Linked DNA regions of Homo sapiens: region 2 is linked to region 1. Evidence: chromatin loops called from intact Hi-C (ENCODE). Cell type or tissue: heart left ventricle. All regions are shown on one strand. Links, peaks and the distances in the headings refer to the core of each region. The heading gives the core; the rest is flanking DNA. Region 1 overlaps SNAP47 (synaptosome associated protein 47). Region 2 holds the start of LINC02809 (long intergenic non-protein coding RNA 2809).

The links. Peaks named below come from ENCODE experiments on the same cell type or tissue, not always from the same donor. Only the 100,000 strongest peaks of a DNase experiment are listed, where the experiment ranks them.
Region 2: a loop joins it to region 1, with 3 times the contacts of the local background. A loop is called at or near these places in 29 of 110 quality-filtered maps.

What each region holds. Positions count from the first base shown.
Region 1 is chr1:227,753,820-227,768,823 of GRCh38, forward strand. SNAP47 (synaptosome associated protein 47) reads left to right here. Exons shown (of 5, transcript NM_053052.4): 3 at 5,176-5,666; 4 at 13,140-13,264. Among named protein-coding and RNA genes, the nearest start is that of SNAP47, 26 kb to the left of the region's middle. RefSeq lists enhancers at 7,649-8,399, 8,583-8,732, 9,053-9,142, 11,401-12,150, 12,151-12,900 and 3 more. In heart left ventricle, for the core only: CTCF peaks have their summits at 8,783 (motif pointing right) and 8,984; DNase peaks (open chromatin) are centred at 5,702, 8,492, 8,812, 12,690 and 3 weaker places; H3K4me3 peaks cover 815 bases; H3K27ac peaks cover 4,764 bases.
Region 2 is chr1:228,065,172-228,082,329 of GRCh38, forward strand. LINC02809 (long intergenic non-protein coding RNA 2809) reads right to left here and starts at 11,379. Exons shown (of 1, transcript NR_158166.1): 1 at 8,738-11,379. RefSeq lists enhancers at 9,724-10,224, 10,225-10,725 and silencers at 16,834-16,963, 16,974-17,158. In heart left ventricle, for the core only: a CTCF peak has its summit at 8,867; a DNase peak (open chromatin) is centred at 10,360; H3K27me3 peaks cover 695 bases.

The DNA.
Region 1 (15,004 bases), core at 5,175-13,174:
AGGGGAGCATACAGACAGGCAGGCTATGGGTCTCCAACCCCACGACAGCATCTAGGGGTGGATGTTTACTGCTCCTGGAGCCCCAGTGGGTGTGTGCTACCATGTGCTCTTTTAGTTTAGCCATCTGTAGGTGGCTTGTGTTAACCAGCTCAATTAGACTCTCTACCCTGTTGCAAGGACAGAGGGCTTTCTGTATCCTGGGATTCTTGCCTTGGTGTACCAGAAGAATCAGATTGCACATGGGCTTGGAAAATAAGTGCAAGGTTTTATTGAGTGGAAGTAGCTCTCAGCAGATGGGGAAGCCCGAAGGGAGATGGTTTTCCCCTGGAGTTGGGCCACTCAGTGGCCTGGGCTCTCCTCCAACTGCCCCAGCCAAACTCTGCATCATTCTGCCAGTTGGTGGCCTACAGCCGTGCTGGTGCCTGTGTGCATTCCTCTTGACATCCAGCTGCCCTTGTGTCCCTTTACTGATGTGCTCCTCTTGAGGTCTGGCCACCTGTGTGTCTGCCTGCTAGGGTCTCAGGGTGTTTATAGGCACAGGATGGGGGTGTGGCAGGCCAGGGTGGTCTTGGGAAGTGCATTTGGGCAGGAAAACAAAAATGCCTGTCTTTACCTTCCTCCATCTGTCCATCCGTAAGGGTGGAGCCCTAGCCAGGGACCACGCCCTCCTCTACCCAGCATTTCCCTTCCCCTCTTCCATATCATTTAAAGGGACCACGCCCTTCCCTTTCCAGCACTTCCAAAACGGTTCCTCCTTGATTTTTTGAGGAGCCTCCATGCTGTTTTCCTCAGTGGCTGTATAGAGATTTTTAAAGTGTGTGCACCCATGTCATTGTGTGCTTGGCAGGTCACCTCACGGCACTGTGATCAGAGCTGGTGGCCTGCCCTGCTCCTTCAGGAGGCACAGGAGCATTGCAGGCCTTTGAGGGGAACACTGAGGAAATGAGGGGGTCACAGGAAATTGAGAGGACTAAAACCAGGACCTGTGAGAGGGAATCAAAAGTGTTTTGCCTGGAGAGGAAAGCTGACCAAGACTGCCTAAAATAACTGATGGCTGTCACTTGAGACCTTTTTCTTTAGAACGCTAAACTAGGTCCTTTAGTTGTATAAACCAAAAGTAAAATCCTAAGCACCCCAGCCAACTGAATGGATCCCATCTTGGCCAAGGGGATTCCAAAGTAATCCTGAAAAACTAGTTCAGACCATGAAAAGAAGGAGGGGGTCAGACATGCCTCATTATGCCCTCCTCCTCCTGAAGGTTGGAATAGGAAACACTTGCCATCTGTCATCTCTAAGTGCGGCCACCTATAAGACCTAATCTTCATAACAACCTTGGCCTCCCCTTATCTCCAGCCCAGACACTCCTTTCAGTTGATTCCAGGTTTTTATTTATTTACTTTTTGAGACAGGATCTTACTCCGTCACTTGGGCTGGAGTGCAGTGGCGCGATCACAGCTCATTCCAGCCTCCAACTCCTGGGCTTAAGTGATCCTCCCACCTCAGCCTCCCATGTAGCTGGACCACAGGCATGCATTACCATGTCTGGCTAGTTTTGTTTTCTTTTTTTTCTTTTTTTCTTTTATTTGAGATGGAGTCTCGCTCTGTCACCCAGGCAGGAATGCAGTGGCGTGATCTCGGCTCACTGCAACATCTGCCTTCCGGGTTCAATCAATTCTCCCACCTCAGCCTCCTGAGTAGCTGGGATAACAGGTGCACACCACCATGCCCAGCTAATTTTTGAATTTTTAATAGAGACAGGGTTTTGCCATGTTGGCCGGGCTGGTCTTGAACTCCTGGGCCTCAAGTAATCCACCTCGGCCTCCTGAAGTGCTGGGATTATAGGCGTGAGCCACCATACCCAGCCTAGTTTTTTTATTTTTTTGTAGAGATGGAGTCTCACTTTGTGCCCATGCTGGGAGTCCAGGTTTTTAGATAATAACTCTTAACTAAAGGTGACAGGAATGCACCCACAGGCACTGGCTCACCTGCAGGCCACCAACCAGCAGAATGACGTGGAGTTTGTCTGGGACAATTGGAGGAGAACCTGGGCCACTGAGTGGCCCAACGCCAGGGGGCCACTTTTAACCAATTGCCATCTTTTAACCAATCTTTTAACCAATTGCCAATCAGAAAATCTTTGAATCTACCTGTAACATGTAAGCATCTGCTTTGCGTTGTCCTGTCTTTCCAGACTGAACCAATGCATTGATTGATGTCTTATGTCCCACTAAAACATATAAACCCAAGCTGTAACCCAACTACCTTGGGCACATGTTCGCAGGACCTCCTGAGGCTGTGTCACTGGTCATGGTCCTCACATTTGGCTCAGAATAAATCTCTTAAAATATATTACAGAGTGTGGCTTTTTAAATCAACAGTGGTAAAGTAATAGGAAAGAAAATTTGGCTTAATAAAAGCAACACTTCTGACTATATACAGTTGTTGAAAGCCTAGTAAGTTGTCACATGAGCAGTGCGTCTCTCATCTCTTTTGGATTGTGTAACGCGACTCACATTGGACCCCAGCCCAGAGGACCTTCAGTCCCCTTTCAGTTTTGAGATTCCTAGGTATGAGTATGATTTTTCTTCTTTCTTTGTCAATATCAGTTTCCTTTAAGATCTAATTTGCAAATTAGTCACCTTTAAGAAAATCCCCTGTGCGTGACCAGGTGCCACTTTGATACACAGAATATTTCTGGACCCGGCCCCGGCCATTTAGATCAGGCTCCTGCCTGTCCTTCTGCCTGCTCAGAAGCATCCTACCATCCTCAGCAGTGCCCCGATGGTGGTGGCTCTGCCCACGTGTATTTCCAGCAAACAGTTAGGGTGCTGCCTGTCTGAAATGGGGTAGATCTTGGAGGGGATGTCCCAATCATGTGGAGAGGCTGGCGAGGGACTTTTGCCTGGGGTCCTGGGGATTGCACCTCCCATGGCGTGTTGCTGCCCAACAGCAGCTCTAGGTGTCTGCTTAGGCCAAGTTACCGTGCACAGCACCCAGGGCTGAGCGTCCTGGTCCTGCCATGCCCCACTGTTTCTGGCTGTGCTCAGGGACGTTTCTCCCTTGGCAGTGCTTCCCATGGGTTGAGGTGGGAGCAGGCCTCCTGCCAGGGAGCCCAAGAGGCAGGGAAGCAGGTTGTTCACCTCGATCTCACTTTTTCCAGGTTAGAGACTGTGAGTCAGGGGAACTTTCTCCAGATGAGGGACGTCTCAGATGTGGAAGTTCAATTCCCTTAGTCTCTCTAGGAATTGTTCCTTTCTCTGTGGCTCCAGGGGCCATCCCATTCTCACATTTGAGTTCTGGGATATTGCTGGTGCTGTGCCTTTGTTTCTGGTTTTCAGCTGAAGGAGTGGAGCCAGCTTGTGTCTATGGCATGATTTTGGAACCAGAAGTCTCCACGTTCATCCCTAGAGCTTCACTATAGGGCTAGGAGTCATCACTGTAAAAGAAAACCTAAAGTCATCACTGTAAAAGAAAACGTGTGAGTGTGGCTCTTGGCAACTAAAACAGACCATCTTGGGTGCAGCCAGCACAGGGCACCATTTTGACATTTCACATCCATCTACTGCATCAAAAATCTTACAGTCACTTAGAGATAAGTCAGGGCAAGGAAGCCACGGAGTGCTCACTCATCTACCTTCATCAAAATCCCAAACGCCAGTCAGCAAACTGTGCACCTTTTGTTTTAATTTGGATAATGATACATAATCTTGACTAAGAATGGCCTATAAGAAATGCAGGATGTGTACTGTAAACTCTTGCTGAGGTCATATAATGTCTTCCCATTGATGTATGGGATACTGAAGCCAACGGCAGGTCTAGTAACTGCAGTTATTTTAAAGCAGGGGTTAATGTGATATATTGAGATCTGCAATAACTAATGTGATGAGACTTCTGTTGGTGACAGTCAAAGGTTCAACTAATACTGAAGCTGTCTACAGTCAGGATGGAAGGAAATGCCACATTCAACTGGAAGTTAGTGAAAGTAGCCATGATTTTCCCCATGTAATCTTGCTAATAATTCTAATAGGCTGGCCCATGGCAGTTAGCTTAGGTGCAGTGCCACAACCATGGCAGCCATTCCTTCAAATAAGCCCCTCCTTCTCTCCCCCCAGCATACCCACTGATTCTGTTCTCTGGAGAACCTGACTGACGCAGTCACCCTGCTGGGCAGCATGGGGAAAGAAACAAATGAGCTCAGGGTGCTCCAGGAACAGCCTGGACGTTTCTGGATCTGCCCCAAGGGAAGCCCTTAGCTCCTGTAGCTGCAGGACAGAGCTTTGTGAAAACAGAATCTGGAGTCTCCTGCTGCAGATGGCTGAATTCTAACTGTGCATGGCATCTGCTGTGACATTGAGGGCATGACCGAGAAGGAATGGGACCCTGAGAACCCCAGTGTAGACGCATGGCTGCAGTCTGCAGAAGCTGGGGACGCTGAGTCCCTGAAGGCCACAGAAACTTCCTGGCCAGTAGAGGTAGCCCTTCCTCCCAGTCTAGGGAGATTCATCCTGCAAGACGTGCCGGGTTCTCCTCAGCTTCTGTCCCCACACCTGTAGATGCTCAACTAGACTCCAATCCCAGCAGAGGCTGAAAGACAGGGTGCAGAGTGTACTCTGAGGAGGAGGTGCAGTCGGCACCAACAGGAATCTGGAGCATGCGGACGAGAGTGGGTGTTGAGAGTGTGGGTGGTGGGGAAGCATCTAATGCTGAGTCTGGCTGAGGCTGGGGGAAGGGGCCTGCTAGGCAGAGCTTCAGTTGTCACGTGTGCCTGCTACAGTATGGACAGCGCAGACGTAGAACATTCCATCACTGCAGAAAGGTCTGTTAGATAGCTCCCTAGACAGTAAGTACAGGTTTCATTTTGAATCAAGATGACCCAGATCAAGGCAGCAGGGTGTGGGCAGAGTGATATTCTAGGCAGAAGGTGTGCATTTTTGCTGTCTTTTTGCTGGTTGGCTTTGCATCTAGATGAATGTTCTCACTGCTGGCCCCCAGCTTTCTCTTCTCACACTGGAGATAAAAGTCCCTGTGCCTCCTGCTTCATGGAGTGCTTGTGGAAATGAAGTAGAGTAAAATGGCAACATGCTTTACAAAGGTTAAAACCGTTTTCCAAAAAAAAAGGTATTACTCCTTAAAAATGAACTGATCCAGTTTTCCATGTTTTGTTTGCTTTTTCAGATTGCTGACAGAACTGGAATCTCCTGCTTGGTGGCCCTTTAGCTCCAAGCTTTGGAAGACACCACCGGAAACAAAGCCCAGGGAAGATGTCTCCATGACCAGTTGTGAACCCTTTGGGAAAGAAGGGATACTGATAAAAATTCCTGCTGTTATTTCCCACAGAACAGAGTCTCACGTTAAACCAGGGAGGCTCACCGTCCTTGTGTCTGGGTTGGAAATACATGACTCCAGTTCTTTGCTCATGCACAGGTTTGAAAGAGAAGACGTGGACGACATCAAGGTCCACTCACCTTACGAAATTAGCATCCGCCAGCGGTTTATTGGAAAGCCAGACATGGCCTATCGTTTGATATCTGCCAAGATGCCAGAGGTTATCCCCATTTTAGAAGTGCAGTTCAGCAAGAAGATGGAGCTGTTAGAAGATGCATTGGTGCTCAGAAGCGCAAGAACCTCTTCCCCCGCAGAGAAGAGCTGCTCAGTCTGGCATGCAGGTTAGTGACCGACAAGGCAGTGAGCGCGTGCACAGACTTCTAAAATTACAGGCAGACTCAGCACGCCTGTGGGAAATGCCTAACAGATGCGTCACCTAGAGCAGCTGCTGGCCTCCAGCTTGCTAGAGACAGCTCGTTTGTTTATACATAAAAACAATTCCAGACCATTTTCCTTGTACTTGACATCTGTGAATCTGAAATCACTGAGAGTTAACTGTACACTTGATAGGTGCGTGAATTCCAAAGCGGTTGGTACCATGCTTTGGATACAGTTTATCCTCACCAAAGCTCATGTGGAAATTTGGTCGCCAGTGTGGCAGGGCTGGGAGGTGTTTGGTCACAAGGACTCTGCCCTCTGGGTGGCTCAGTGATGTTCTCATGGTAGTGAGTGAGTGCTCCCTCTGGGAAGCCTGGATGAATTCTGGGAATGCATTAGTTCCCAAGAGTGGGTTGTTAGGAGGCAGGATGCCCCTCTGATTCTGTCTCTTTGCCTGTGTCCGCTTCCCCCTTGAGTGTCTCTGCCACAACACGAGAGCCCTTGGTGGAAGCCAGGGCATGCCCTTGGACTTCCCAGCCCACAGAACTGTCAGTTGACTAAAGGTCTGTTCTTCGTAAATTACCCAGTCTCAGGTGCTCAGTTATGGTGATGCAGAACCTGCTACGACACAGAAAGGGCTTTCAGAATGAGTGCATCAGAGCAAAAGGAAGCTCCTGCTGTTGTCTCTGTCATCTCCCCTCATTTTGATGTGGGAACCAGCACCTCAGGATTGTTACTGGCACCATCTCCACTTCCCCTGGTGGGGCCATTCCCATCACCCCTACTTTGCCCACTCTTGTTTCCCTGGGCATTTAATCTAGGTTTTCCTAGCCTGGCGCCCAAACATGCTATTAGGGATCTGTGTGTTGGAGAACTGTGCAGCGTGGTTCTGTGTGTTTGTGGCATTCTCAGATGTGTGTGGAGTGGCCATGGTACCTTCCCGCAGACTCCATTGTAGATTGTGAATGCTCAGCTGGCCTGTCCTGGGGGCCGGGCTGAGGGGCAGACACCCTGGGTCTTGGCACGTCCACCACGTTTGGCCTACCTCCTCCCTAGCACAGGACCGAGGCTTATGTGCTAGGAGCCGCCATGGTCCTGCCCGTCTGATGGGAGGCTGGTGGCCTCTTGGTGTTATTCTTGCCTTTACCCTTTCCTTGGTTAGGAGGTGGGGCCTCTGATGCGTTGTATTTGTTTTGGCCCTGCAGGTTTTGCTCTATGGATGGCCTGTTCTGTTTTCTTCTTTCCTCATGTGCTTTCTTCCCCCACAGATGTGCACGACTTTCCTACTATCCTAGTCCATCAGCCTTGGCTGGCTTTAGAGGCTATAGCCACTTCCTCTAGAGTCTCTTCCTCCCTTACAGAAATCTTTTATCTTGCCATGGTAAAATCCACCGATTTTCCCCTGCAGTTTGTCTTCGAGCTCTGATTAAGAAATCTGAATGTCATAAAAGACTCCATTTTCTAATATTAGCATTATAGCTAATACGCATGCATGTATACATATGTACACATGTGTATCAATGCCTATGTATTGTGCATGTATGTGACATGTACGTCCACACTATAATGCGTGTCTATACGTACAGCATGTAAAGCTGTATTCTTCAGGATTTTAAATGCCAGGTGTCTGTTAAAAGTAAGAGATATTTGCTACCCTTTCGGTTTCTCTAATTTTTCTCTTAAGAGAAAGATTTCAGTTCCTATAACCTGTTTCTCTAACATGAAAATGTTTTGCTTGCTATTCCAGATGGCTTCAAGTTTCGGAAAGAAATACACATAATAATAGATTGAGTCCCATGAGCCCCAGGGCTGAATACACACCCTAAAAATGAAAGGTGCACACCTTAGATATGCAGCACGTAGTTGAATCACAGAAAACCTACCACCTTTCTGTATATGTCTTAAAGTCAGGGGTTGCAAAGAGAGGCATTGACCCCTATGGAATGGAGCATGTGGTGTGAAATGTAATGAAATCCATTGATCAAGATGAGATCAAAGGTCACCATGAGCTGCTGTCACTAAAGTGCAGGCCTGAACCCGAGTGTCCTAGTGGGAGACAGGCTACAGAAGCATAGGAAGCAGAGGTCTTCACCCACATTCAAGGTAAATGGTACAGGCGTACTCCTGCACGTGGCTTCAGGGAGGAGGTATGTGACGTGCTGTGGACTGGTGGTGTGGGGACTGAAGAGGGGTCCCTGGGTATGTGTGGCGTCAGGCAGGAAGTTTGTGACATTCTGTGGAGTTCAGGACTGCTCTCCAGGGTCCCAGTAGAGAAGCACTCAGTGTGTTTAGTGGCCCTGCCATGTTGCCGACCTGGCTGCACCGTGGTGGCGAGCACTCCTGTGTTCCGCAGGCTGGTGTTTGTAAGTGGGTTCCTGCAATCTGTGCCGTTTGAGGTCAGAGGGCTATCACCTTTTCTGGGGGCCTCAACGTGCATTCAGGATTCAGGACTGATGGCGTCACCCTCCCTGCTCGGCTAGGAGGGCCCCCTTAGTTCAGGTCACCTGAGTGTGGGTTGTAGCCACAGCGAGCACCGTCTTTTCACTTGCACAGCTGCACCCGGCCCGTGGTGTTTTGAGTACCTGGGGCAGCCATCTTGCCATGTGGCACACACAGCACACAGTCCCACAGGGACCTGCTGCATGTGTGAGATGGACTGTTGCTCCTGTGGGGGACTGTTGTGCCACCTTTCCGTGCTCACTTTCACCCCCATGGGCAACCTGGCCTGTCCAGGTAAGTGCTGGTCTCATGGGGGCAGCTGTGCCTCCAGAGGGTGTTCTTGAAGAGGCTCCATGCAGGGGTTGGAGCGTGTGGTGCCCTGCCTGGTGCTATGTTAGCAAGAAGGCGGCGCCCCGTTTGATGGGAGCTCAGTAGTCTGTGGGGCACTTGTGGCTCTGAGGCCTTGCCTCTGCCTGCCGCCTGCTGCTGTTGTCCATGCGTAGGCACAGGGACTCTGTGCCAGCTTCCCTGTGTTTACTGCTCTCAGCTGGAAACTGTGGGCTCCCTGGAGGTGGAAACCATGACGGATGTCTCAGAAATCCCTGCCTCTGGGACGAGCGCTGGTGCACGTGTGGCCACAGGGTGGCAGCCTCGCGACACCGGATGGGCGCTTGTCAGGGAGGGACACCCGGGGCGGGGAGCCTTTCCAGAGACCTCTGCAGGGCTGCGTGCCAAGTGCACGTTTTATTTTATTCTAGACACTCGTCCTTGCGTTGAGGAGCACCCAGGACCGCACAATCACCCTCCTCACATGTCTCTGGGCCCTGTGGCTTCTGACAGCCTTCTGGAGGCTGGGCCAGGGCTTGCACAGCAGCCTCTGTCTCAGATTTTCTTGCAGTCGGCCTGGGCTGTGGTTTGGGAGGAAGGCCACAGGGTGAGGTTTCCTTCCCACACATCCTACCAAGGGACATGCACAGTATTTTCTTTTTCTTTTTATTTATTTTTTTCTTTTAGAGACAGGGCCTTGCCCTGTCATCCAGGCTGGAGTGCAGAGGTGCAATCATAGCTCACTGTAACTTCAATCTCCTGGGCCCAAGACATCCTCCTGCCTTGGCCTCTCAAGTAGCTGGGACTATAGGCACATATCACCATGCCCAGCTAATTTTTTTTTTTTTTAATTATGGGGTCTTGCCGTGTTGCCTAGGCTGGTCTTGAACTCCTGGGCTCAAGTGATCCTCTCACCTCAGCCTCCCAGAGTGCTGGGATTTCAGGCGTGAGCCTCTACCCTGCTGTGCACAGCGTATTTGAAGGCTGTTTGATCACTGAGATTTTTCTTTGTCACTCACTGCCTGTCTTGGGGGTAAGGCCTGCCTGGGCTTCCAGCTCCCTGATGACAGCCTTGCCTGTACCTCTGCTTCCCCGGGCCGTGTGTCTGTCTGCACAGCAGCACCAGCAGCAGGACAGGGCAGGAGGCAGGCGGATGCAGTGGGCAGTTAGTAAAGGACCAGAGCATTGGGGTGGCTGAGGTTGTCTCTGCAGTTCGTTAGTGCCAGGCGTCTTTTGAGGCAGGGAAGTTCCCACTGGAGCTGAAGCACCCAGGAGCCTGCTGTGGCACCGCGGGCTCGGGTTGGGCTGACTGGGGAGCCTGGGGGTACTGCATCAGCTGGCCTGGAGCCTATCAGAGGATGCCGCTCAGCCCCCACCTGCGCGTGCGTATTGGTTGAGTGGGAGATGGAGCACACAAGCTGCTGTCTCCTCCATTCAGCTCCCTACGCTGTCCTTACCTGTGCGCTAGCTTCACAGGCCCACTAGGCCCAGCAGAGGCCTTTCCTGGGTGACAGGTGAGTGTTGGAGGCCAGGGCTGAGGGAAGGGGCTTGCTGGAGACAGACAGGCTGGTGGCCCAGGTCCCCGCTCCCAGGCAGGTGCAGGCAGCCCCTCCTCAGCACTGGCAGTGAAGACAGAGCTGTGTCTTGCACAGGGGCCTGTGGCCTCAGGGCACTCTCTTTCCAGATGACCAAGACATTCTGCAGCCAGCAGTGTGCCCTGGGCTCTTCCTGGGCTGGCTTCCTGCACCCCCAGGCCAGCAAGGCTGTGCATAGGTGTCTGGAACACTTCCTACTCCCGGACAGTCGAGTCACCCCACCCTTCTTGCTGTGAACCACCTGTGATGCTTTTGTTTAATTGCAGTCACTCATGACCCCAAGGCAGAAACCATCCTTACAGAACCAAATTAAGCTTTCCTGGAAGAAATGTTAAAAAGAGTGACTCAGCAGCTCCACGAGCACTGTGGCTCTGGAGATGGCAGCATGCAGCCTCACCAGGATCCCAGCCACCGCGCCCAGCAGAAACATCCATGGCTTGAGGCGTAAGAATTCTGTCCAGCCTTCTGAGTGTTTAAGCAAAGTCCTATTTGTTAAAATTCCAGAACGGCCTGAGTGTCTCTGTCACGCAGCCTCAGGTGCTGAAATGAAAGCCATGTCGTAGGTAGGGAGGCCCAGGGGCTCTGCCCTGAAGAGCCTGTGTCGGCTGGGCACGGTGGTTCATGCCTGCAGCCCAGCACTTTGGGAAGCCAATGTGGGAGGATCACTTGGGTGCAGGAGGACGAGACCAGCCTGGGTAACATATTAAGACCCCCGTCTCTATAAAAAAATACAAAAATTAAGCCAGGCGCGGTGGCTCACACCTGCAATCCCAGCAGTTGGGGAGGCAGAGGCGGGCGAATCACGAGGTCAGGAGTTCAAGACCAGCCTGACCGATATGGTGAAGCCCCATGTTACTAAAAATAAAAAAAATTAGCCGGGTGTGGTGGTGTGCACCTGTACTCCCAGCTGCTCGGGAGGCTGAGGCAGGAGAATCCCTTGAACCTGGGAGGCGGAGGTTGTGGTGAGCCGCGATCACACCACTGCACTCCAGCCTGGGCGACAGAGCAAGACTCTGTCTCAAAACAAACAAAAACACAAAAATTAGCAGGTCGTAGTGCTGCATGCCTGTGTTCTCAGCTACTCGGGAGGCTGAAGCAAGAGGATCACTCGAGCCAGGAGTTTGAGACCAACCTAGGTGACATGCTATCTCTACAAAATAAATAGTTGTTGTTTTTTAAAGCCCACATTGTAGCCAAGGAATTGCAGCTTGAGAAGATGCTGAGGAAAGCACACAGTCCTTCAGCTCCCAACACCCAGCAAGTCAAAGGGCACCAGCACATAGCAGGCTTATAGACCATCACACAGCACATTGCAGACAGCACACTGCAGACCAGACTACGAGAGCCTTGGGCAGGGCGGGGTGGGGTATGGGGCTCTTGGAGGAAGGAGGCACTGGTGCAGCGCAGGCTGGGCAGTTTGTGCCCCTCCATTCCTGTGGCCTAGGCTGTGCTGGTGCTGCGAGGTGGACGGGGGCCACCCTGTGATCTCAGGTCACCAGAGGCACACATCCTCTGAGTTTGTGGCTGTGTCTTCCAGCCTAGCTTGGCCTGTGCACTGTGGCTCAGTGTTTCAGAGAAGGGCTCCTCAGTGAGCAGCTTCATGTGAGGGCCTGCAGGCTCCTATGGGTAATGCACAAATTCAGAGAAGCACAGTAGTGGGCCGCAGCTTCCCAGAGAGCACCCACATACAGCTTGGGTGTTGCAAACCTAGGTTGTGAAATTGTTGTTGGTTGTAACCAGAGTTTGTTTCTGAAGAGTGGGATAGGAAAACAGCCCACTGGGCAATCTGTCCCGCTGGTGCTATCTGTGAAGGGAGCCCCTTACTTCCCACCTGAGTCTCACCCCACTTCCCCACTTGCACTCGCACCCATCTGCTGGGCCTGGAGCTGCTCCCTCTTTAGGGCCATCCCTGTGCTCAGTCCCCTGTGGCCCTGGGCAAGGCTGGTCCTTCTCTGCTCAGCCGGGTGCTGTCAGGGAGGGTGAGCTTGTCAGGATCATTTGGGGGTTGATAGGCTGGCGGGGGTGGCATCTTGGAGGTGGCATCTCTCCTGTGGAGGGTGGGGTTGGAAGGTGAGCTTGTCAAGATCATTTAGGGAGTGATAGGCTAGAGGGGGTATGCCCTTGGCCCCAGCAAGAGTGCACCCCCAGGTATCCCCCCTTTCCTCTCCTTTTCTGATGTCACGCTCAGCCACTGCTCCCGGGCTGCATCCATCAGGATTGAGGAGGGTACGGGCTCTGCTGGCTGAGGTAGGAACCTGGGAGGGATGCTGAGGCCACCCACCTGCCTGCCTGCCCCATCAGGAGCTGGCACTGCAGCTGCACTCTCCCTGCCTGTTTCCTGACATCCTCGTAAATGACGGCTGCACCAGACGTAGGGGAGCTGCGTGTGCTGCAGAAGAGCAAACAACATTGCGCCCTTATCTGGGCCCCGGGGTGTCAAGGCTGCTGTTGAAGCTGCTCTGTAAATAAAGGGCAGGTGGCCTCTGCAGGAGGCACACTGGGCCACCTTCTGCGGAGCGAGACTGCCTCTGGCAGGTGGCTTGGAGCCCTGAGGCTCACCACAGGGTGGAAACACCCAGGTCCTCTCTGAGCCTGACCACGGGCAGCTCTGACTCACCTCCCACCTCGGTGGCGCAGACGTGTGGCAGTGCTTGGCCTGGGCTGTGGGCCACTTCCTGTGCTCTCCAGAACCTCAGCCTTCTGCAGAGTAGCTCAGATGTCGCTGCAGTTCCCCAGTCGTGTGTGATGTGCATTTCACCAGAGTTCAATGATTCTTGTGTTTTTTACTCCAAATCTTCAGCCTTTCTCAAAAATAAAATAAAATAAAACCACTTGGGATGTAGGGCTTTTACTCTGAGAGGTACAGAGTGGCCACCGTCTGTTTGCAGTGTTGCAGACCCTAATCCTTCGGGGCCGGGTGGCAAGGCAAGGCTCACAGAGGTCGAGAGAGGAAGCAGTCCTGCGTGTGGTGGCGGGAGGAACACCGCCTCAAAGACCACGCTCTGCCATCCAGAGCACACGAGGGTTGTTGCAACTCCGAGAGATGTCACTGCTGACCATCTGCTCTCCTTGCAGCATCTGGGCTGATGGGCCGTACCCTGCACCGTGAGCCACCCGCAGGAGACCAGGAGGGCACAGCACTGCACCTGCAGACAAGCCTGCCAGCCCTTTCTGAGGCAGATACCCAGGAACTAACCCAGGTAAGATGTCCCCAGTGCCATGCCAGCCAGCGCTGTGTCCCAGTCTTCCCGCAGGCTGCTCCTCTTGCCTTTCTGATCACAAACAAGCTCTGGGTCATCCATCCGTATTGGCCTCGCACCAAGGAGGAGCTGCTGGCCTCCACTCGGCAGCTGCAGGGAGGGAGGAAGGGCAGTGTCCGTCCCAGGTCCACACACTTCCTGGAACACAACATGCACCACATTCAGACACATTCCTATGCACACACAGCTGCCCTGGCTACCACCTGCACCCATTGTACATGTCCGTGTGTGTGTGTGCACAGGTGTGTATGTTTACCGTGCATGTACATGTGCATGCTGTGTGTAGTGTGCATGTACTGTACACATTGTGCATTTGTGTGTAGTATGTGTGCTATGTGTACATATGTTATGCATGTACTTGTACTGTGTATGTGCATGTGCATGTGTGTGTACTTGTGAGTACATGTGTGTGTTGTGTGTGTTGTGTGTGTATGCACATGTGTGTGCTGTGCATGTGGTGTATGTGTTGCATGTACTATGCATGTATATGTGCTGTATGTGTACCTTGTGTGTACTGTGCATGGGCATGTGTATATGTGCATGTCTTGTGTGTGGAGCGTGCATGTACTGTACATGTATGTGTACTCTGTGTGTGCTGTGCATGTGCGTGCATGTGTGCTCTGTATACTGTGCATGCATGCAGGTACATGCCTGCTGTGTGTTGCGTGTTCTGTGTGTGCACTGTATGCATGCACAGTCGGGTGCATGGCTCACTCAGCCCTCATGTGCTGAGCACTGGTTCTTAAGGAGGCTCAGCACTTTGTGCCTGGGAGGCTGGAATTTTAATGTTCAGTGTAAATACTCCTATCTTGTCCAGAGGTTGTTGCCTAACATGCTGGCTTTCCAAGTAATTTTTGAAGCTGTACTCAGTCATCATATCACTTCATTTGTAAATATCTCCATATGTATCATTAAAGGATAAGAGCCATTCAGAAAGAACCGTACTGCCACTGTCGCCTTAGGAAACAGGAAGTCATTCCTCAGCACCATCCAGTATCCAGGCAGTGCTCCCACCTTCTGAGCCCTTGCTGAAGGGTGTGTCCCACAGGGTATGTGGCGCACATGCAGTCTCCAGGTGCAGCTTCCGTCTCGTCTTCCCCTACAGTTGATTCCTGGAAAAAGCAAAGCTGTCTGTTGGGCTGAGACTGTGCACTTTGGATCTTGCAGTTCTGTGTCCACGCAGGGCATGGGCTCCCCGTCCCTGAGCCTCTGAGTCGGCAGGTGGGTCTGGGGCTCTGTCAGGCCCGGCCCTGTTTTTGTAGGGAGTGTTTTGTGGATGGCTCTGCCCATGTCCACCAGGAGGTGGATAAAGACACTCTGTCTCTTATGCCTGTTTTTAAAAACCAATTCTTACTTTACGTGTCTGTGTAGGCATAAACTCCTTTGAGGCCAGCTTGTTTGGGGAAAAAGGTGTTCATATTTGCTCTGGGGTAATTCAAGTGGACACAGCCTGTCACTTTTTCCTCCCGGCCTCACTTAGTCATGTCTGGTAATGGCACACACAGCACTGCCTGGTAGGTGTAGCCAGCTCACTCTGCAGGTTCCTAGTCACCTTCAGATACACTCACTGCCTCCAGAACATTCTTGGCCTGGGTCTCGTTTGCTCAGGGTTTTTGAGAAATCCCAATACTGTAAAGATAGACTTACCTGATTCTTTCCCAGCCATCCTCCTGAGAGTGC
Region 2 (17,158 bases), core at 4,913-12,912, 310 kb after region 1:
CCCAGGGGCACAGCTGCTGCCCCAGGAGTTGACACAGCCCAAAAGATGACCTTGGCTCAGGGGGTCCTCGGCCTGTCCAAGGTTGGAATGTGGTCTGTCACGGCCTCCAGGGAACTCCAGGACACAGGCTGAGCAGCCAGGAATGAATTCAGGGCTTCCCCGCAGTCCCTTGGGCTATCCTCAAGAAGGAACATTCTAGAAGCTTCTTGTTGGGGGAAGGCGAGGCCTGGGGAAAGATGCCCCTGAAGAGGAAGAGAAGCTGGGACTTGGGGGTCCCACACCCCAGTCCTTGGAGGGGGTCCTCCAAGGACCAGGGCATTGCAGAGATGATGTCAGGCCCAGCTTGCCGTCCAGGCCTCAATACGCCTGTTTGTGTATGGGGTGGAGTGTCTGAGACGTCGTCAGACATCAGCCACTCCTAAGCCCTAGCAAGGCTGCCCTGGCCACAGGTCCCCCGATAAGGTGACCCTGTAACTTCATTCCCTGGAGCCTTCCTCCAGCCTGGCCCTCCCCGATGTTTCAGCCGGATGGATACCTCCGCCCTTTCCCCTGCAGATAGCCTCTCACCAGGAATTACAATCAGGGCCATGCACTCAGAGCCTGGCATCATCAGAGTGGGGGACCCAGGTCCCCGAGCCCAGGGCGGGGCTTGGTGGGTGGACTGTCCATCCTGCACTGAAGCCTGGAGTGACAAGCCATGAGAGAAAGTCCACGGGGAGAACCAGAGGGGGACTCCTGGGATGCGGAGCCAGCCTCTGCCCTCTGCCAGGCTCTGTCCTGAGACCCTGCCCTTCCATCTGTAGGCCCTGCCATTCCTGGGCTACTGGCAGAGAGGGTAGAAGACGTTGGAGCACCCTGGGCTGCGGGCCCAGGTAAAACAAGTACAGACCCTGAGCCTGGACTGAGCTGAGGATGTGCCCCATCCTGGAATATAAGAAGACACGGCCCTGCCCTGGGGTCTGGGAGACACAGCCTCAACCTGGGTCCTGGGGGAAGCAGTCCCACCCTGGGGTCCAGCTGTCGACCTGGGATGAGCCCTAGTTCCCTCTGCCCTACAGTGGCACCACCGCCCCCCACAGGCCCCACCCCCTCCCCTGGACAGCTCAGCCCTCTTTCCCAGTCTCCTCCCCTCATGGATCCCCCTTTCTGCCTCTGAACCCCTAGGGATGGATGCCTCAGGACAGGGCACTCAGGTCCCTGTCGGAGTCTTGCTTGGATCTGGAGCCCTGGATCCCAGGGGCATGACCTCCTGGAGCAACTTCCAAGGTCTGGGGGACTAGGTCAGTGTTCCTCCCTGCAGAACTGGACTGCTGTCAGTGGCTGCCTTCGGGATCATCTGGGAGGGCTTCCAGGAGGAGGTGAGCATGGGGACACTTCCTAGGGCTCCAACATCCTCCTGTAATTCTGAGATTGCATCCCTGCAGACGCCAGGAAAAAAGTGGGTTCCCATGGCAGCCGGGGAGCCCTCAGAAGGGGCCCCACTGAAGCCTGGGAGCCACCACCCGCCTGCCTGGCCAGGATGGGAGCTCAGCAGAAGGTGCTAATTGCTGTTTAGCTCCAAGCTGACTCCTTGCTCTCTTTTTGTCTCTCTCTCTCTCTCTCTTTTTTTTTTTTACTTGAGCCTCTAGAGCACACAGTAAACAGTCATTTGGCTCTTGGGGCCCTGCAAATTGGTGTTTATGGTGCGAAGATGAGGAGGATTTGTCCACCCAAACACAGGCTGGCTGGGAGGGAGGAAGCAGGGGTGGGACATCCCATCCAGGCCCAGCTCGGGGAAGCCTCCTTCAGACTGAGGAGCTGTGGTCTCACAAGCAGGGGACTGTGATTAACCCAGGAGAGCTTCTAGGAAGAGGTGAGGCATCCGCGGCAAAAAGACCTCCTCCAGGGGAAGCTGCAAAGGCTCCACCATACCCTCAGGTGCCCATGGGGAGCCCTGCCCTCCAGACCCAGCTGGGATCAGAGCTTCTTGGCTGGGTCACAGCCTGGGTCTCCTTCCAACAGCACACCTCACCTGCCCACCCAGCAGCCAGCTGCAGAATTACAAACTGGAATGCCAAGGCCCGGTCTCCTGGCAGGAGCAGGAAACACAGAAGTCCAGGCGCAGGCATATGGGCTGGATGTGTGGCTGGGAAAAGTGGATTTCCCCAGGTATCTCCCCCTCGTTCACGAACCTGAGGTGGGCAGACTATGCCCCAGAGCCAGTGCCCGGGCTCCTGTCTTCTTCTGCTGCCCAAACTCACCCCACCATGGCAGAAGGCCAAGAGGCCAGACTGGCATTGCCCTCTCCCCACTCCATCCAAGGTCTGGCATGAGGCACCGGCCCTGCAGTGCCACTCCTCAATGGAGCAGGCAGCCTGCAGCACCAACACCAAAGGCTGGGGAGGACATGGGATGCTGGACATGGGAACCATCAGGAGTGTGCAGGAGGGGCAGTGTTGGCGGGTAGTGTAGACCAGAATGTACAGGGCATGTAGAAGAATGGATAGTGTAGACAGGGTAGTGCAGAGGAATAGCACAGGTGGGATAGTGTAGGGGGATAGTGTGGGGGGATAATGTAGGGTGTATAGTGTAGAGGGATAGTGTAGGGGGATAGTGTGGGGGGATAATGTAGGGGGTATAGTGTAGAGGGATCGTGTAGGGGGAATAGCGTAGGGGGGATAGTGTAGAGGGATAGTGTAGGGGATAGTGTATGGGGATAGTGTAAGGAGGATAGCATGGGGGATAGTGTAGAGGGATAGTGTAGGGGGCATAGCGTAGGGGAATACTGTAGGGGATAGCACGGGGGATAGTGTAGAGGGATAGTGTAGGGGGAATAGCATAGGGGGATAGTGTAGAGGGATAGTGTAGGGGGAATAGAGTAGGGGAATACTGTAGGGGATAGCATGGGGGATAGTGTACAGGGATAGTGTAGGGGGAATAGCATAGGGGGATAGTGTAGAGGGATAGTGTAGGGGATAGTGTAGGGGGATAGTGTAAGGAGGATAGCATGGGGGATAGTGTAGAGGGATAGTGTAGGGGATAGTGTAGGGGGATAGTGTAAGGAGGATAGCATGGGGGATAGTGTAGAGGGATAGTGTAGGGGGAATAGCGTAGGGAGACAGTGTAAAGGGATAATATAGGGAATAGTGTTAGGGGATAGCATAGGGGGATAGTGTAGGGATATAGTATAGACGGATAGTGTAGGGGAAATAGCATAGGGGGATAGCGTAGGGGGATAATGTAGGGGCGATAGCATAGGGGAAATAGCGTGGGGGATAGTGTAGGGGGACAGTGTAGGGGGGATAGTGTAAGGGACAGTGTAGGGGGATAGTGTAAAGGGGATAGTGTAGGGGGATAGAGTAAAGGGAATAGTGTAGGAGGGATAGTGTAGGAGGATAGCATATAGGGATAGTGTAGCGGGGATAGTGAAGGGGGACAGTGTAGGGGGGATAGTGTAAAAGGGATAGTGTAGGGGGATAGTGTAGGAGGGATAGTGTAGGAGGATAGCATATAGGGATATAGAGTAGGGGGGATAGCGTAGTAGGAGCACGGTGTAGGGGGACAGCATAGGGGGATAGCCTAAAGGTATAGCGTAGGGGGATAGAGTAGCGGGGACAGCACAGGCAGATAGCATAAGGGATAGCGTAGGATGGCATGGGGGGATAGCCTAGGGGGATAGTGCAGGGGGGACAGCGTAGAAGGATAGCGTAGGAGGGATAGCATAGGGGGATATCGTAGGGGGGATAGCATACGAGGATAGCATAGGAGGGATAGCGTAGGGAAAGAGTAGGAGGATAGTGTAAAGGGATAGTGTAGGGGGTACAGTGTGGGGGGCACTGTGTAGGGGACAGCATAGGGGGGATTCTGTAGGGGGATAGTGGAGGGGGCATAGCATAAAAGGGATTGTGTAGGGGGATAGTGTAGCGGAGAGTGCGTAGGGGGGGTAGTATAGGGGGATAGCGTCGGGGATAGTGTATGGGGGATAGTGTAGGGGGACAGTGTACGAGGATAGTGTAGCGGGGATAGAACAGGAGGATAGCATGGGGGATACTGTAGGGGGGAGAGAGTAGGGGAGAGTGTAGGGGGATAGTGTAGGGGTATAGTGTAGAGGGAGTGTAGCGGGGATAGATTGAGGGGATAGGGTAGAAGGACAGCGTAGGGGAATAGTGTAGGGGTATAGTATAGAGGGATAGTGTGGGGGGGATAGATTGGGGGGATAGGGTAGAAGAACAGCGTAGGGGAATAGCGTAGCAGGGGACAGCGTAGAAGGGATAGCATAGCGGGGAGAACATAGGGGGATAGCGTAGGAGGGATAGCATAGGAGGGATAGCATGGGGGATAGCGTAGGAGGGATAGCATGGGGGATAGCATAGCAGGGATAGTGTAGGGGGGATAGCATGGGGGGATAGCATAGGAGGGATGGCATAGGGGGATAGCGTAGGAGGGATAGCATAGGGGGATAGCATAGCACGGATAGCGTAGGGGGGATAGCATGGGGGGATAGCATAGGAGGGATGGCATAGGGGGACAGCATAGCAGGGATAGCGTGGGGGGATAGCATGGGGGGATAGCATAGGGAGATAGCAAGGGGGGATAGTGTAGAAGGATAGCGTAGCAGGGATAGCATAGGGGGATAAGGTAAAGGATAGCGTAGTGGGATAGCAAAAGGGAATAGCATACAGAGATAGTGTAGGGGGATATCATAGGGGAAATAGCGTGGAGGGATAGCGAAGGGAAATAGGGTAGAGGAATAGGGTATGGAGACAGTGTAGGGGGATAGTGTAGGGGGTATTTTGCAGGGGGGATAGCAGAGGGGAGATTTTGTAGGGGGATAGTTTAGGGGCGATAGTGGAGGGGGATAGCATAGGAGGGATAGCGTAGGGGGATATCGTTGGGGGATAGTGTAGGTGGATAGTGTGGGGGGAATAGTGTAGGGGGGATAGTGTAGGGGGATAGCGTAGGGGGATAGAATAGGGGGATAGTGTAGGGGGATAGAGTAGGGGGATAGAGTAGGGGAATAGCGTAGGGGGGATAGTGTAGGGGGGTAGTGTAGGGGGATATCGTGGGGGATAATGTAGGGGGATATTATGGGGGAATAGTGTATGGGGACAGTGTAAAGGGATAGTGTGGGGGGATAGCGTTGGGGGATAGAGTAGGGGGAGAGTGTAGGGGGATAGTGTAGAAAGGATAGTGTAGGGGGATAGTGTAGGGGAGAATGTAGGGAGGAGAGTGTAGGGGATAAAGTAGGGGGATAGTGCAAGGGGAAAGTGCACAGGGATAGTATAGGGGGATTATGTAGGGGGATAGCATAGAGAGGATAGTGTAGGGGAAGAGTGTAGGAGGGATAGTGTAGGGGAATAGTGTAGGGGGGATAGTGTAGGGGGGATACTGTAGAGGGATAGTGTATAGGGATAGTGTAGGGGGATAGTGTAGTGGGAGAGTGCAGGGGGGACAGGGTAGGGGGATAATGTAGGGGAGATAATATAGGATACAGTGTAGGGGGATAGCGTCGGGGGATAGTGTAGCGGGGATAGTGTACGCGGAGAGTGTAGGGGGAATTGAGTAGGGGGAGAGTGTAGGGGGACAGTGTATGGAGATAGTGTAGGGGGAACAGTGTAGCGGGATAGCGTAGGGGGACAGCGTCAGGGGGATAGAGTAGTGGGATAGCGTAGGGAGTAGCATGGAGGGACAACAAAGGGGGATAGTGTAGGGGACATAGCATAGGGGGATAGCGTAAGGGAGACAGCATAGGGGTATAGTGCAGGGGTATAGCATAGTGGGGACAGTGTAGAGGGATAATGTTTGGGGGATAGAGTAAGGAGAATAGCATGGGGGCATAGCGTACAGTGAATAGTGTAGGGGGATAGTATAGGGAGATAGTGTAGGAGGGATAGTGTAGGGTGACAGTGTAGGGTGATATAGCAGGAAGGATAGTGTAGGGGGGATAGTGTAGGGTGATAGTATAGAGGGACAGTGTACAGGAAGCATGCAGGAGGATAGTGTAGGGCGATAGTGTAGAGGGATGGTGTAGGGGGATAATGTAGGGGGGATAGTGTAAGGGTAGAGTGCAGGGGGAGAGTGTAGGGTGATATTGCAGAAGCAATAGTGTAGGGTATAGTGTAAAGGGATAGTATAGGGGGGATAGTGTAGCGGGATGGTATAGGGGGAGAGTGTAAGGGATAGTGTAGGGGTGATAGTGTAGGGGGAATAGTGTAGGGAGATGGTATAGAGGGATAGTGTAGGGGGTAGTGTAGGGGAATAATGTAGGGTGAAGAGTGTAGGGGGATAGTGTAGGGCAATAGTGTAGGGTGATATTGCCAGGGCGATAGTGTAGGGTATCATGTAGGGGATGCTGTAGGGGGGATAGTGTAGGGTAATAGTGTAGGGGGATAGTGCAGGAGGATAGTGTAGGGGATAGTGGAGAGAAATAGTGTAGGGAGGATAGTGTAGGGGAGTAGTGTAGGGGAATAATGTAGGGGGGATAGTGTAGGGGTGATAGTGTAGGAGGGATAGTTTTGGGGATAGTATGGGGTAGAGTGTAGGGTAATATTGCAGGGGTGATAGTGTAGGGGACAGTGTAGGGCAATAGTGTAGGGGGATAGTGTAGGGCAATAGTGTAGGAGGATAGTTTGGGGGGATAGTGCAGGGGGATAGTGTAGGTGGATGGTGTTGAGGGGATAGTGTAGGGGGATAGTGCAGGGGTATAATGTAGGGGTATAGTGTAGGTGGATAATATTGGGGGACAGTTTAGGGGGAGAGTGTAGGGTGACATTGCAGGGGTGATAGTGTAGAGGGATAGTGTAGAAGGATAGAGTACGGGGGATAGTGTAGGCAGGAGAGTATAGGGGCATAGTGTAGGGGAGATAGTGTAGGGCAATAGCGTAGGGTGATATTGCCCAGGCTATAGTATAGGGGGTGCTGTAGAGGGATAGTGTAGGGGAGGAAAGTGTAGGGGGGATGGTGTAGAGCGATAGTATAGGTGATAGTATAAAGGGATAGTGTAGTGGGGATAGTGTAGGGGAACAGTGCAGGGGGGATACTGTACAGGGATAGTATGGGGGAGAGTGTAGGTGGATAGTGAAGGCGGATAGTGTGGGGCATAGTGCAGGTAGATAGTGTAGGACAATAGTGTAGGTGATAGTGTAGAGGGATAGTGTAGTGGGGATAGTGGAAGGGAATAGTGTAGGTGGATAGTGAAGGGGAATAGTGTGGGGCATAGTGTAGAGGGATAGTGTAGGGGATAGTGCAGGGGTCACAGTGCTGTTGGGGTGCCAAGGCACCGTGCTCAGTGTCCATGATGGTTTGTGTGCTTTGTGTCTGGAGCATCACGTGGGGACCCTGCAGACACAGAGTCCTGGTCACCCTCCCTGTTTCTGTGTCACTTGGCCTGCCTCAGGTGGAGGGTCAGAGGTCAGTGTGTTCCCCGTTAGTGTGGGCACTTTCCTGGGCTGTGCCTAACCATAGGTGGCTCTGCTCAGGCCATCCTGGCCCAGTGCTGCCTAAAGGTGTGCAGCTGGCCACCACCCACTCTGAATTGCTTCTTTGCAGGCCAGTCCAGGGTCAGGAAGGAGGTCTGGCGTCTGCCTCTGTCCCCTCTTCTGCTGCCTGGGACTGATAAGCAGCCTCCACCTTTATGGCATGAATCCCACCCCGGCCCCTTGGACATCGTGGCCTGCCGTGTAGCACAAGGGGCTTCCTCGGGCTTCCACACCACCAGCCTGGTGTGATGCCTGGCTCCCAGGCTCCAAGCCATGTGCCTAGTCAGCAAATGGGGCCCCTTGACTAGCCCCCAGCATGGCTGCTGTCTGCACCTGCAAGTCCATTGCACCAGTGCATCAGTTGTTTAGATCTTTCCCAGCTGTTGCCAAGGGTTCATCTCTCTCCTGGATCACAAGCACCCCTGTGTGCCAGGTGCACAGGACCTCCTCCCACCACCTGCCTACTTTGGCTCTGTGGGGGCCTCCGGGCCTGGACCACAGCGCTGGGAGACCCGGATGGGTGCCCAGGCTCTGGGCGGGTGGCTGTCCTGTGGGCCACGGTGACACTCTGTCACCTCCTCGTCTATCATCTCCTCCCATTGGGGCAGAAGGGGGCCTGGCACTCGCTGACTGCTTGAGTTCTTCTTTCTCCCCCTTCTCCTCCAACCACTGTCTCCCTCACTGCGGCCAAGCCCCCGGGCATACGCTGAGAGGGCAGTGTGACAGCCCTCCCCTGCCCTTCGTGCCAGCCTCCCTCACGGGGCCACCCACCCTCTGCATGTTCCTGTGGCACCCAGAACCTTCCACGGCAGCCCTGGCTACTCCCTGCCTCCTGAGAAAGGGGTCTCCCGGGTGTAGGTGTGTAGCTGGGCCTGCAGGTGATGGGCAGAGGAGCTGGAGAGGGCAGGGTCACCGCGCAGTCGCCTGGGAGCCGTGGGCAGCACCCAGACCCCCAGGGTAGGAGTTAGGAGCTGAAACAAGTAGGCCGGGGCAGGCCGGGGTGCTCTGGTGTCCCACAGCCAGCCTTGCCCTCCCATGGTGGGGCATTGGGGCCCATCAGTTCAGGGTATCCAGGAGAGTCTCCTTTTCATTAAGGCCAGAGGGGGCACTCACTGAAGGACCCAACAATGAGCACGGTCCCCCGCCCAGGCTGGCTGCAGGCTGCAGTGACAGGCATGGGGGCTGGAGGCCCCTGGGGCATGGTTCTGCCCACCCCGGTAGCCCAGGCCTTGGGCACAGGCAGGCGGATGCTGGCAGCAGATGCTAGGAAGACAACAATGTCTTCAGCTGGGCTTTTTAATTAACCTCAGCCGGCCCCTCCTGAAGGGCCCCAATTAAGTGAAGAATGCATGGCAGAGTGGGGTCATGCTCCGGGCGGGTTTTAATTAAAGCTCCGTGGCCTGGGCAGGAGCGCCCCCGCCTGACTGCCTCCTCCCTTGTTCTTGTGCTGGGCGACCACACACCTCCAATGGGTGCTACAGGCCTCTCCTCCTCCCGCCTGTCAGGCCCCAGACCAGGCAGCCCCTCTCTGAGCCACCATCCCGTCCTGGCATAGTCCCACCCACCTGCTGGTTCAAGCATTGGCTGAGCGTCTGTGGTGTGTCCACTGCAAAGGCAGACAGAAATCACACAACTAGTAACCATGTCAGATGTGCACATGCCATGAAGAAAGCAGGTGAGGTGAGGGACAGAGAGGGCTGGGCCACCATGCCCAGGAAAGGAACCTGCAGGAGGCAGGCAGGGAGTGCACCTGGAGGGTGGGCTCTGTGGACAGGAGCAGGGGCCTGGCTGAGCAGCTGAGGGGTCAGCCTGTGGACGCCCGCATGCAAGAATGAGAGGGAAGACAGACATGTCTCCGGAGAAGATCTATAAACAGCAGCAAGCACATGGAAAGACGCTCAAAGTCACGAGTCCTTCAGGACAGGCAAATCAAAACCACCATGAGACACCAGCTCACCCCATCAGGATGGCAGCTATTAGAGAAACAAACAAAAAAAAGTCACTGGATGCAGTGGCTCTCGCCTATAATCCCAGCTACTCAGGAGGCTGAGGTGGGAGGATCGCTTGAGGCCAGGAATTTGAGATCAGCCTGGGCAACATACTGAGACCCAGTCAGTACAAGAAAAAATATATTAATTAGCTGGCATGGTGGTGCGTGCCTACCATCCCAGGTACTCAAGAGGCTGAGGTGGGAGAATTGCTTGAGCCCAGGAGGCGGAGGCTGTAATGAGCCAAAATCACGCCACTGTACTCCAGCCTGGGTGACAGAGCAAGACCCTGTCTCTTAAAAAATTTAAATTATTTTTAAAAGGTTAAAATGGTAAGTCCTATGTTATGGGTATTTTACCACAATTTTTAAAATGAGAAAAATTTGAGGACAGAGGGCTGTGGGTATGGGGGGCTTTCAGCCGCACTCAGCAGAACAGGGGCTGCGTGGGGCTTCTGAGCAGGGACCCACACCAGGGGCCTGGCTCCCCACAAGACCCCCAGCCTCACACAATGGGGTGTGCCCCAGGACCGTGAGCCACGTATTCACGGGTCCCACCAGAAGAGCACATGCGTCCAAGAACAGCAGCTGGGCAGGGGTAGCAGGCAGGCACGTGTGTCCTGCTTTGTTCAGGGCATCTTTGCATTAATCGCCACTGCAGGACCAACATTCTCCACAACTGGCTTCCTTTAGAGACACCTGGCCTTGGGAGCAATGAACGAGGGAAGGGAGGGTCTCCTCCAGGGTCACCATGAGCACTCTCCTCTGCCCAAGCCACGCCCCCTGGCCAGCCCCGACTCTCTCTCTCAAATCTGAGCGCCAAGGACTCCCTCCCCAACGAGCCTTGTGCTGGGGGATCCCCTTGGTTCTTCTGGGGATTCGGGATACAGTGTGCCCAGGAAGGGAGTAGTCTGATCCTAGCAACCAGAGTCACCGTGGCAACAGGTGACATCAGAGCCCAGCAGCCCTGAGCCTTACACGGGACCCAACCTGCTGCCCAAACTGACCCATGGGGGAGACACATGTCCGGCTGGACAGGTCAGGTGGCTGCCTGCAGAAAACTCATGACCCTGAGGCCGTGTGGGCAGACACCCTATGCAGGGGTGCAAAGAGGATCATCTGAGGAACCCCAATGCTTTTAGCCCCAGGTATTTGACTCTCCCGGCCTTGGCACCAGACATGAGGGAAGGAGGTATACTGGCATCACAGGGTGGCCACAGCAAGTTACCACAACCTGGGTGGTTCACAACAGCAAGGGAGGTATTTCCTCGCAACTCTGCAGCCAGAAGCCCCACATTGAGGTGTCCCGGGCATGCTCCCTCCAAAGGTTCTGGGGAGGACCCTGCACAGCCTCCTCCAGCTCCTGGTGGCTCAGGTGCCTCAGGCGCATGGCCACACACTCCAGTCTCTGGCCTGTCTTCATGGCTGGTTCCCGATCTGTGCATCTCAGATCCCCCTCCTCTTTCTCTTAGACGATCACCTGTTACGGGTCCAGGGCCCACCCTAATCCAGGATGGCCTGGTCTCGACGTCACTCATTGAGGATGTCTGCCAAGACCCTGGTTCTACAGGAGGTCCTGCTCCAAGGCTCCAGCTGGATGTGAAGGGGGGTGCCCAACCTACCCCACTACAATACCTTCGAGGTAAACCCAGGCACTGACACCTCAGTTGAGACCTTAGAGCAGAACCAGGTTGCCATGGAGCCCAGGGTCCTGCTTCCCAGGAACTGTGAGAGACCATCTATGTGGACTGCTGTTTTAAACCACTAAGGTTTGCTAGAATTTGTCACCAAGCCTCGGAACACAGACGGGGACCAACAGTTCCCCTCTCCCCAAACAAGACAGGGGCCATTCAGAATCCAGTGCCTTTGTTGTGGACTGCTGTGTCCTCTGGGTCCTGTCTGCCCTATGCGGAACAAGATCCATTTGGTTTTTTGTTCTTTTTTTGTTGGAGACAGAGTCTCGCTAGAGTGCAGTGCAGGCTAGAGTGCAGTGGCATGATCAGGGCTCACTGCAGCCTCGAACTCCTGGCCTCAAGTGATCCTCCTGCCTCAGCCTCCTGAGTAGCTGGGAGTATATATACATCAAGACACTCAGCTAAGTTTTTAATGTTTTGTAGAGACGGGGTCTCACTATGTTGCCCATGCTGGTCTCAAATTCCTGAGCTCGTGATCCTCCTGTCTCAGCCTCTCAATGTGCTGGGATTACAGGCTGAGCTACCATGCCTGGCCACTTTGATTTTAGTGTCCTTCTCTGGGGTAGTGAAAAGTTGACCACCCTATAGGAGTCCCCAGTATCATTTTGAGACATTACTGCTCCGTGCAGCCCCAAGCTGGGAAGGTCACACACAGAGTGAGTCTGTGATGCATCTTGGAGACAAGGCCCCCAGCCCAGGCGTACCTCTCCTGCTAGCCTCTGCCTGGAAGCTTGGAAGGTGAAAAGGAAGCCCTGAAAGAGAGGTGCAGACCCCAGCCCCCTAAAACCTGGAGGTGGGTCTCAAGAGAAAAGCTTCACCCAGGAGGAGCCCGGCAGGCACCTTCACAATGTGCCTCTCCCTTTCCCCCATCCGTGGGGGCCTGGCCCTTCCTCACTCCCAGCCCCGCCACCTCATAGGGACGTCACCCAGGCGTTGCCATGGCCCCATGCCCTGGTCAGCCTCCTGCTGGTGTCCTCATCACACCTCCATGTGGAACCTCTCTCGCACCCACCTCCAGGCCTCATCCAGATGAGACCCCTGCCCCTTCACCCACATGGCCCTTCCCAAACGGGGCACACTCAGTCATTCTCTAAGGACAAAGGGAAGCCCCCCAACCAGCTTTCCTCACCAACACATCTCTCCCATCTCTGACTTCCTGCCGCACAAGGATCGCCTTAAACAAGCCTTACTTGATGCCAACAACCCCCGACAAGCAGAGCCTTTTGTCAAAAGTCTGCTTAGCCTCTTGTATGCCCACAGCAATGGTAGCTCACTGCCAAGATGCTTCCACATTTGGAGATGCAATCTGTTCTGTGTTGGCCCCTGCCACTGGCCTGGCTGTGTCCCCTGCCACAGACCCCGTCTGTCTCCCAGTCCCTGGTTGCCCCCAGAGAGCTCTGACTCAAAAAGGCCCTAGAGCAAAGTAGCTCCACACCTTCAGCCATGTCTCTTCAAAGCCGTGGGGCAGCACCCAGTGCATTCCCAGGGCTCTGAGCTCAGATACAGGTCTCGACGGTGGCCAAGGAGATCCCAGGCAGGCCTTGAGCTGTAGGGCAAAGTTGGTCACTTTACAGAATCCCAGGTTCTGACATCCAGCCTGGAAGTAGACCGGAAAGATCCCTCTCCCCCAGGATCCCCCCGGGGGTCTCAAGGCTCAAGTAGCCATGATCATGCCACTGCACTCCAGCTGGGGTGACAGAAAGAAGGAAGGAAGGAAGGAAGGAGGGAAGGAGGGAGGGAGGGAGGGAAGGAAGGAAGGAGGGGGAGGTACTAGGGTGGGGAGTTGGCAGGTAGACAACTTGCCCAAGTCCCACGGGCAGAAGGGAGTGTCCGAAAGTAGGCAGAGGCCCACAGTCAGGGCCACTGTCTGAGTCCAGGACAGGCAGAAGGCTCATGTGTGCAGGCAGGGACCACTCTAGCTGACAAGTGGGGTTTCACCAATGCCTACGATAAGTGATGCACGGGACTGGGGAAATGGTGCCATCAGACACTTTAAGACTTGTGGCATGTCACTTTGGGGATGCCAGGTATTTTGTTATCCTGATAGGAGGAGTGGATCGGTACATGTACCCAGAGTCAGAACTTCTTTTGTTATTAGCACCTGAAATGATAAAACCAGGCCGCCTCTGTCACTCCAGTTGATCGAGGAGTATAAACAATATTTCCAGCCAGGCGTGGTGGTACCCCCCTGTACTGCCAGCATTTTGGGAGGCTGGGTTAGGAGGGTCATTTTCCCAGTTCAATACCAGCCCAAGCAACAAAGCAATACCTTGTCTTTAAAAATAAAAATAAAAAAGAGAGAAAATATTTACAGATTTCATGCAACAGCTCTGAGATGAAAAGTTCTGATATTTCAGCAACAAAAACCACAGGTATTGCTAATACTGCTTTTGGGGAATGCTGCTTGCATTTAAGATGGGAGGAAATGCTAAATGTCACTCAGAGGTTAAGAAGAGCCAAGATGTGCTTTTCTGCAATCCCTCCCCAGGGTGCTCACCTCACCGGCTCCCCATTTGTCCACCCAGGCATGACAATAGGCTGGAACCAGAGAGAAAACAGTCCTTTCCCTGAGAAGCCAGCCTGCCTGGGAAAACAAGGTCCCCTGAGAGCTAGTCCAGGGGAGGGACATGTGCAGCTCTAGGCTTTCATCTGAGGTTTGGAGGGCTGGCAGGAGATGGGGAAACTGAGGCCGGAGTGAATATAAGGGGAAACAGGTGATGCTTTAAAAGGACCAGAAATCAGACGACTGTGAGCAAACTCCCTGGAGTTCACGGAACTCAACTGTAATTTCCTAAGCCACTGTGTAGTGCAGGCAAGCCGCTGGGACCCTCACCACTGGCCACCGGCTTCCCGAATGACCCCAGACCCCAGCCCAGGCCCAGAAGGCAGGGCAGGGCCACCCTGAGCTGGGAGGTGGGGGCTTCTCCCAGGGCCCATGCAGTCAGCATAGCCGTAATAATTCCTGTGGCGTGCTCCAGGTCCTGTGGTGTGACCAGCCAGAGGGTAGGCTTTGGGTAGGGGTCTGGGGAAGAAGGAAACAGGGCCAGGCAGAGGGGACAGCAGGGTCCTATCCCCACCTCACCCCCCAGAGAAGTCTTTAAGGGTATGAGTTCTTCCTGCCACAGGTCTTAGAGGTTGAGTGTTTGGACTAAGCCCTGAGCGTGAGGAGGAAGTACTGACTCTGGTGGAGGCAGCGCCACCCTGCAGAACACCCTGGCATCTTGCAGTGTGATTCTCCAGCTTTAGCCCACCTAGAGTCTCCCAACAGAGAGAGCGGGCAGAGCAACCATGTTGGAGACAGAGTGGGGCAGGATATCCAGAGAGGTGAACTCTGTCCTGGGATGCCTGGTGTAGTAGTGAGCTCCCCATCACTGGAGGAATCCAAGATAACATTGCAGTCTGCAGAGGCACCAAAGTGCTTGTTCCCCAAGAGGGAGGGCAGGGCTGGGGAAAGAGTAAAGGTGTTGGCAATAAGCAGACTTGGGCATGGAGTAGTCAAGCTCCAGAGGGGTTCCATCCTAGCTGTGTGACATCAGGTACGTGTGAGACCTCTCTGAACATCTGTGGCCTGGCTCAAATGCCGCACACTTCATAGCCCTGCACTCAGAGGTTGACCAAAGTGCCTGCCAGGCCTGAGGTGGGCTGGGGTCCCCTTCACCTAGCCACAATGGCTGCCTACTAGGTCTCCCACATGGGTATTCCTGCTCCTTTGCCCCAGACAGCCCATCTGTCCTTCCAGCCACCTTCCCTAGGAGGCCAGCCCGTTCTGTTGTTTGGCATCCCTGTCTCTGACCTGGTTCTCGGGTGCAGCCACCCCCAGAGGAGAGAAGCCCAGCCCAACCTGAGCTGGCGTCTTTGAGACTGACAATGGAGGCGGCCACGAAGGCTGGAGGGTCCCTGCCCAGCCTGGCCCCCAAACCCCTCCCTCCAGTCAGCTCATCCCACCCCTCTTGGCTAAACCTCATCTGATCCCAGGGACCTCAGAGGAGAGAGAAAGGGATCCCTACTCCCTAGGCAGCGTTGGGGGAGCACCTGGGCCTCAATTACCCCAGGAACTCACTGCCTGACACTTCTTAACTCCCTAGTGGGTCTCCTTCCAGGGGCAGAAATCTGGGTGTGACTACCTGGGCTCCCCTGCGCCTGTTTGGCCTGAAGACATCATCTTTGCCCCGGTGGTGGTGGGGAGCCCAAACCAGGAGCACAGAATCAGCAGGAAGGGACTTTTTATTATTATTATTTTCAGACAGGGTCTCACTCTGTCACCCAGGCTGGAGTGCAGTGGCACAGTCCTACTAGGTCACTGTAACCTTGAACTTCTGGGCCCAAGCGATCCTCCCACCTCAGCCTCCCAAGTAGCTGGGACTACAGGTGTGTGCCACCACACCTGGCTATCTTTGTAAAATTTTTGTAGAGATTATGTTGCCCAGGCTGGGGAAGGTACATTTCTTAACCCTAGGGCTGGCTATACAGGAATCCATTTTATTACTTTTTAAACTGTGCATGTATCTGACATACACTCTTTCCTGTCTGCATTTTTTCACATTAAAAAATATATATTTTAAAGGGGCCAGGCACGGTGGCTCACACTTGTAATCCCAGCACCTTGGGAGGCCGAGGCGGGTGGATCACCTGAGGTCAGGAGTTCGAGACCAGCCATGGCCAACATGGTGAAACCCTGTCTCCACTAAAAATACAAAAATTAGCTGGGCATAGGGGCAGGCGCCTGTAATCCCAGCTACTTGGGAGGCTGAGGCAGGAGAATTGCTTGAACCCGGGAGGCGGAGATTGCAGTGAGCCAAGATTGTGTCACTGCACTCCAGTATGGGCGACAGAGCAAGACTCCATCTCAAAAATAAATAAATAAATAAAAAGTATTTTAAAGGAAGGGGAGGCAGGCTCTGGTTCCCACACAATCCCCGCTCAGTGACCCTGGAGCCACCCCTGGCCACGCTCTGCCAGCAGAGAACCAAAGCCAGGTCCCTTCAGCCCTAAAGAGGCCATAACCACATGTAACCCCCGTGAAATGTCCGCACATGGCCCCGCTCTGGCTGAGCAGGGAGAGGCAGCACAACCAGAAGGTTCCACAGGCATCCACAACCCTCCCTGGGGCTTTCCAAGAGTATCTGAGATGCCTGTAGGGTGGGAGACGTCCTTCCCCTAAACAGACAACCCTGCCACAGCTTCACAGAGGTGAGATTTCGGAAGGGAGCCCCAGGCAGAAAAAGGGACTAAATTTGGGGGCAGGAGGGTCACCGCTTTTGGGGACCTTCGTAGCCCCCGCAGGTGCAGCCCTGGGGGAGAGATCTGCCCATCGCAGCCTCCAGAGGCAGTGAGGACGCCCTGCCCAAGGGGCAAGCAACGTAGGTGATGGGGGCAGCAAAGGGGCGCAGGAGGCCTGGGCCAGGCCCAGTGATCCCACCCCTCAGGCCCTGCCCCCGGGCCTCGGCCTGCACAAATCAGGTTGATTCCCGACCTCCACAATACCCAGGGCACTGTGCTGCAGGGACACTTTCCCACAAGCCCAACCCCTCACAGCAGCACAAGGGAAGAGGCAAGAAGACCTGAGGGTGGTGGGCAGAGCCAGGCCTCCAGCACACGGAACACAGAGGGACTGCAACGGTCCTCTGTTCAGGTGCCTGAGAGCGGGATCTCCTCCGCCTCAACTGGATCTCAGCTTAAAGGCCAGCTCATTAGAGACCACTGTGACCTCCCTTCTGGGCGGCCGTCCCCAACCCTGGGCCCCACCCCCACGGCCCCCGCCTCACCCCGGGGTCCCCAGGCCACCTCCTCCTTTGCTTCATCTGCGGCCAGCTCCCCGGCGTCTGCTCCGGGCCCAGGTATGAGCCCGCGCGTCACTGCGGCCGCCGGGGCGCCGAGGCCAGTGCGGGGACACAGCAAGCCTCCCGCCTTCGGACCTTCCGCCGTGGCCCCGCGAGTGCCACAGGTTTCCACAGGGCCGGGGCACGTGGACCCGCGCAGCCTGGGAGCCAGGAACCCCAACCCCGGCGAGGGGCGCCTCG